Linked DNA regions of Homo sapiens: region 1 is linked to region 2. Evidence: read pairs that join two places in POLR2A ChIA-PET (ENCODE). Cell type or tissue: MCF 10A. All regions are shown on one strand. Each heading gives the region's core, and the rest is flanking DNA. Links, peaks and the distances in the headings are about the cores only. Region 1 overlaps UBR4 (ubiquitin protein ligase E3 component n-recognin 4). Region 2 overlaps UBR4 (ubiquitin protein ligase E3 component n-recognin 4).

Evidence for each region. Peaks named below come from ENCODE experiments on the same cell type or tissue, not always from the same donor. Only the 100,000 strongest peaks of a DNase experiment are listed, where the experiment ranks them.
Region 1: POLR2A ChIA-PET joins it to region 2 with 5 read pairs; 5 of 35 experiments call an interaction of 5 or more read pairs at or near these places.

What each region holds. Positions count from the first base shown.
Region 1 is chr1:19,201,917-19,204,823 of GRCh38, forward strand. The region is part of intron 1 of UBR4 (ubiquitin protein ligase E3 component n-recognin 4); the gene reads right to left. Among named protein-coding and RNA genes, the nearest start is that of UBR4, 6.9 kb to the right of the region's middle. RefSeq lists an enhancer at 421-922. In MCF 10A, for the core only: no CTCF peak of the experiment used is centred there; a DNase peak (open chromatin) is centred at 1,705.
Region 2 is chr1:19,073,768-19,076,594 of GRCh38, forward strand. UBR4 (ubiquitin protein ligase E3 component n-recognin 4) reads right to left here. Exons shown (of 106, transcript NM_020765.3): 106 at 743-1,129. The coding sequence ends at 1,065. Among named protein-coding and RNA genes, the nearest start is that of IFFO2, 120 kb to the left of the region's middle. In MCF 10A, for the core only: no CTCF peak of the experiment used is centred there; a DNase peak (open chromatin) is centred at 1,364.

The DNA.
Region 1 (2,907 bases), core at 263-2,762, 130 kb after region 2:
GATAGTATCATCAACCTATTCCCCTTCAAGACTGGGAAAGATGAGACAGGTGGATCACCTGAGGTCAGGAGTTCAAGACCAGCTTGGCCAGTATGGTGAAAACCCGTCACCACTAAAAATACAAAAATCAGCTGGGCGTGGTGGCACGTGCCTATAGTCTCAGCTCCTCAGGAGGCTGAGGCAGGAGAATTGCTTGAACCTGGGAGGCAGAGGTTGCAGTGAGCCGATATTGAACCACTGCACTCCAGCCTGGGTGATAGAGCAAGACTTCATCTCAAAAAAAGATTGGGAAGGTGAAGCTTAGAGAATTAAAATTAAATATCTCATTCAAGGTCATCAGGCTAGGGAAGAAGCAGAGACTAACAAACAGAAAACATTTTCAAAGTCAAGCAGAACTAACGAAATGCAAGTAAAGACCTAACAGGATATCAATCTGTTCTATATTACTGACTGGCAAAGACCAACAGCTAATATGCCTTCATTATTGATAGCCAAAAAGGGGCAGACCAGAATACTCAATATACTGTTAGTGGGAATACAGACTAAAGTAACCAATTTTAGACCAAATAAGGCTGGCCTGTAATGCAGTAACTTAAAAGGAATCAACAACTCAAGATAAGAAGTCATATGATCAGTGCTAAAGTCCAAAATTCACTGGATAACAGAGTTATCCCCTACACCATCCCCCTGACTGTAGACTAAAGCGAGATCACAAAAGAGTCGGTGATTTTTTTTTTTAACCACATCCCTTATCCTTAGCTGGGGAAATGCCCTCTTCTGAAAAAATCTAGAGACCAACTAGGTTTAAAGGCTGGATACATTTAAAGTCATTGTATCAAATCAGGTGCTAATCCACAATTGATGAAACATGGGCCGGGCACGGTGGCTGGCCGGGTGTGGTGGCTCATGCCTGCAATTCCAGCACTTTGGGAGGTCCACGCAGGTGGATGACGAGATCAGGAGTTCAAGACCAGCCTGGCCAAGATGGTGAAACCCTGTCTCTACTAAAATTACAAAAATTAGCAGGTGGTGGCACGCGCCTGTAATCCCAGCTACTCAGAAGGCTGAGGTAGAGAATTGCTTGAACCCAGAAGGTAGAGGCTGCAGTGAGCCGAGATCGGGCCACTGCACTCCAGCCTGGGTGACAGCGAGACTCCGTCTCAGAGAAAAAAAAAAAGAAAGAAACATGAAGGTAAAGCAAAGACTAAAATATATTTTATTAAATGGAAAGAACAACAGTGTGGTTGAACAGTTTACTTAGTGAGTCAATCCCCAGCAGAAGTATCAACCTATGGTGGGACGCATTGTAGCTGGTGGCTCAAGCCTGTAATCCCAGCAGTTTGGGAGACAGAGGCTGGTGGATTATCTGAGGCCAGGAGTTCGAGACCAGCCTGGCCAATATGGTGAAACCCCGTCTCTAATAAAAATACAAAAATTAGCCAGGTGTGGTGGCACCCACCTGTAGTCCCAGCTACTCACGAGGCTGAGGCACGAGAATTGCTTGAACCCGGCAGGTGGAATTGCAGTGAGCTGAGATTGTGCCACTGCACTCCAGCCTGGGCAAAAGAGTAAGACTCCAACTCAAAAAAAAAAAAAAAGTATCATCCTAAGAAGGGAAATGTAAACAGAGTGAACACTCCATTCACTGCCTGCAAGACTATCTGCCTGCCAAATGAACACAGGAGCCAAAAGGACAAGTCACTATTTGGAAGGTGCCAATGTCGGTGATGAATCACCTTGAATAACACTTGAGAGTCTGGCATTGCGAGCACTTTGCTATATGCAGATCAAGGATAAATGGGTATGTATCAAAGATTAGTCCCTTAGAATAACTCCTTCACCAAGAAAAAAATATTTATGGAGCATCTATGATGTGTGCAAGGATCCTCCTGCCCACTAAGGGTCCTTTTCCATTTGTCAGGGTACATAAAAAGGAGAAAATAAAAACCTTTCCACAACAAGCAGCACTCAAAAGTTGCTGGTGACTAAACACAGTTTTAAGGCTCACATGTACAGCAGAAAACTCCCTACTAAATCCCCCTGTTTCTACCTCATATACTTAGTTTTTCCTTTACTTCCAGCCTTATACTTTATTTTTTTGAGACAGAGTCTCGCTCTGTCGCCCAGGCTACAATGTAGTGGCACTATCTCAGCTCACTGCAACCTCCACCTCCCAGGTTCAAGCGATTCTCCTGCCTCAGCCTCCTGAGTAGCTGGGATTACAGGTGCGTGCCACCACGCCTGGCTAATTTTTGTATTTTTTTTTTAGTAGAGATGGGGTTTCACCATGTTGGTCAGGCTGGTCTCAAACTCCTGACCTCGTGATCCACTGCCTTGGCCTCCCAAAGTGCTGGGATTACAGGCATGAGCCTCCACGCCTGGCCCCACCCTTATACTTTCTTATTTGTTTTTCTAAGGCTTTCCCACTCTGTCATTTGATGTTATTTTACTGGGTTTATTTCCAAAGTTCCTGATTTATTTCCAAAGTTCAGAGCTGCTTATCCCCACTTTTTCCAGCTGAACAGGTTTACCAAATCTAAGAGAAATACTGCCCACCCAAAGGATGGACTTAGCCTATTGCTTTCATACCCATTCTGATAATGAAATATATAAAAAAAAATATATATATATATAGGAGTAAACTCATTTAATTGCCTGGTTCAGTGTCATCCTATTGTGATCTAATGAACCCAACTTCCTCCCCTAGAAATACGTAACATCCTTATTCCAATAAAGAAACAGGAAGAATGCATTTTGGGGAAAGATAGACATTGGCAGAGGAAAAATGGAACGGTCTTCAGCTCTACTTATAATGTGCACTGGGCAACTAAGGATAAACCTGGGAAAAATTGGTTTTGAAGACTTGAAGGAGGAAATAGAGAAGTAATGGACATTGTCATATCTCTT
Region 2 (2,827 bases), core at 1-2,500:
CGAAAGGAGATGGGCATGAGCGAGCCCTCCCTCCCACGAGGTGAGCCTTCTCCCGAAGTCTGGGGAGAGGCCCTCGGGAGTCCTGCTGCCCACGTGTGTAGGGGAGCAGGTCTGAGGCCTCCAGGAGCGGCAGCCACAGTGGTCAGGACACAGCTTCGGAGGCACAAACCTGACAACTCCACAGCCCCTGGCTGGGAGCCCTTGGGCAAGCGGCTCTGGCTCATGGGCAAAGAGATTAGAAATAAGATACACTGGGTGCTTGGCAATGTCAATAGCAGCCACTCTCTTTATCCTGATCCTAAGTCTGCCCCAGGCCCTCTCTTAACATGACAACCCTGGAGAGAAGTCACCAAGGGATTCCCGATTCACAGCAGCATGAGAATGTCAAATGCTCCCCAGGCCTCTGTGGTCCAACAAGACTGTGCCCTACTCCGCGAGCCTTCCTTCAGCCGAGGGCTAGGAAAGCTCTGGGCTCCACGTGTCTTTGGGTTCCAGCTCTTAAGGCCAAAAAATTAAGAGCAAGGCATGGGCTTTGTTTTGGGAAAAATCAGAGCCATCCAATGTGGTGCCCCAACTTGCTGGCCAAGAATAGACAGGTTGCACTTAGCGCTGACAACAGGCCTGGAGACAGCGGGTCTGACATGAGTCTTCCCGGGCTGACGCCGGAAATGGCTGTGCATTCAAGGGAAACCATTTGGCCTGCGCCACTGAGGACGAGTTGAAGCAGCAGGCAACACCTTCCTTTTCAATGTGTGTTAAGTCACTTGTTTATTTCTCAAGATGTGCACACTCAAGTATGAAGCTGGCCGGGACAACTCATGGCTCCTAGGTATGTACAGGCCCTTTGATGGCTTGGGTTACAGACAACCTCATAGCTGGTGCACCACACACACGAGATAAAACAGGAAGCCTAAAAACCCCAAGCCACACCAAGAAAAATGAGAGAGGGGAGGGCGGGGTAACAATGCAGCATCCCGCGGAGGGAACTTAATGCACAAGGAGGGAGAACAGAGGGTGGAAGGCAAGCCAGCTTCGTCTTCGCCGCCGCAGCTGCTGTGTGGTGGTCAGGGGACTGAGTTCAACAGGTCCTTCAGGAAGCTCTCTGGATCGGTGATTTCTGATAAAAGACCTGCAAAGCACAACGGGCAGAGGTGTGTCAGGAGCAGGCATACAGCCCCCATTCCCCCTGAGTCACAGCTGCCGCATCTAGCAGAGAACACACTGCGGTCCGACAAGCTCTGGCCCGGCTGCTCACTGGACAGCAGCATGACCGGGGAGGTAGTCATTGAGCAAAACCCTGTTCCGCAGGAGGAGTCCTGTTCCAGAAGCAGGCACTGCTGGAAGGTGTTTTTGTTCTCACATTTGAATAGGGTGTGTCTGATGTTCTGAAATTTTCTAACAGCTTAAACAAAGTAATAAAGTGGTGCTGTCAAAACCTGACCTAGGAGTGGAAGGCACGGAGGCTCGCTGCCTGGCAAAGGCTCTGGCTCTCCCTGGCTGCAGGCCAGGGGTGCTTGCCAGCAGCTCAGGGCTGATGTGGAGCTCGAGCCCAAGGGACCCTCCTTCCTCTGCCCACCTCCTCCTCCTCTCACTAGCTCCAACTTCCACAGTCACAGTGACACAGGCTCATGCAACAGGCACAGGGCCCAGCACTGAGGACTTTACCAGCCCACCTGGTCCCAGGGCTGACTTTCTGGGAAGAACGCGAGGCATGTGCTAAGGTATGATGCTGGTGAAACATCTAGGCTGAAACAGAGCCAGTGGGAGCCGTAAAGAGGTGGTGGAGTTAACAAACACACAGAGGTGAGCAGTGTTAGCACAGGCCCGCCCAGACGCGGAGGCAGGCACCAGGTCGACGAAGACCATCCCAGCACAGAGCTTCCGCTGAGGACACTGCAAGGGGCAGCCAATGCGGAGGCACAGAGCTGTTTGGGAAAATCGGTCAGCTGGCTCTGAGCTGGGAAGAAAGAGGAATTCACACTGAGCAACACTCTAGCCCTTTAGTGGGTCTCATTCCCAGAGGATAACAAGATAGAGAAAATGTTAGCAGAGGCGTTCTCCTAACAGTGGGATCTGGGGGGAGTTTGTTTTCCTGCTTCTTTATACTTTACAAAATTCCCACAACGAATGCCATAAAAAAATGAAACAAGATCATAAAAAAGAGCTGGCAGGTTTGGTTACCTGTGCGTTGGCTCTGGGGAGCTGACCTTTGTAGGGCGGGTGCTCTGATGGGGGCTGTAATGCCGCGGCGCCCACAACCTCACAGGGCACTGTCTTTTAACCCTAGGTGGATTTCCCAGGCACGGGCCAAGTCACCTCCCCCTGCTGTCACTTGGTGCTTGGTTATGAAATACAAACCAATTCTAATGTGTTTGTTTGCAATTAGAATGACAAATTTGTTACACAAAGAATTTCAATTTTACTAGCAGTAGGATAAGGAATTGTCTGACCACGTCTCCCACACCCACAGTTCAGAGCGGCCCTGCTGGGTCGCCCATGCCTCCCTGGGGTCAACTGTGACCTAAGACGCAGGAGGAAGACAGGGGCATTCCAATTTGCATGTTAATTCTCTGAACTGCCATTAAAAAACAGACTCAAACAGGGATGCTATCACTTTCTAGCTATGTTCCCTTGGCCACTTATTTGATCTTCAGAGCCTCATTTACCCCATCTATAAAATGGGGATAACCAAAGCTCCTGCCTCATATAGGGCTGCCTCGAGGGCTGAGATCACATACAGTGAACAGCCCATGTCGGGGAAAGAGGGGGTGCTCAGTACATGTTAGAGCTGCTGTTCTCGTTATCGGTGACTTGCTATTTACGCATC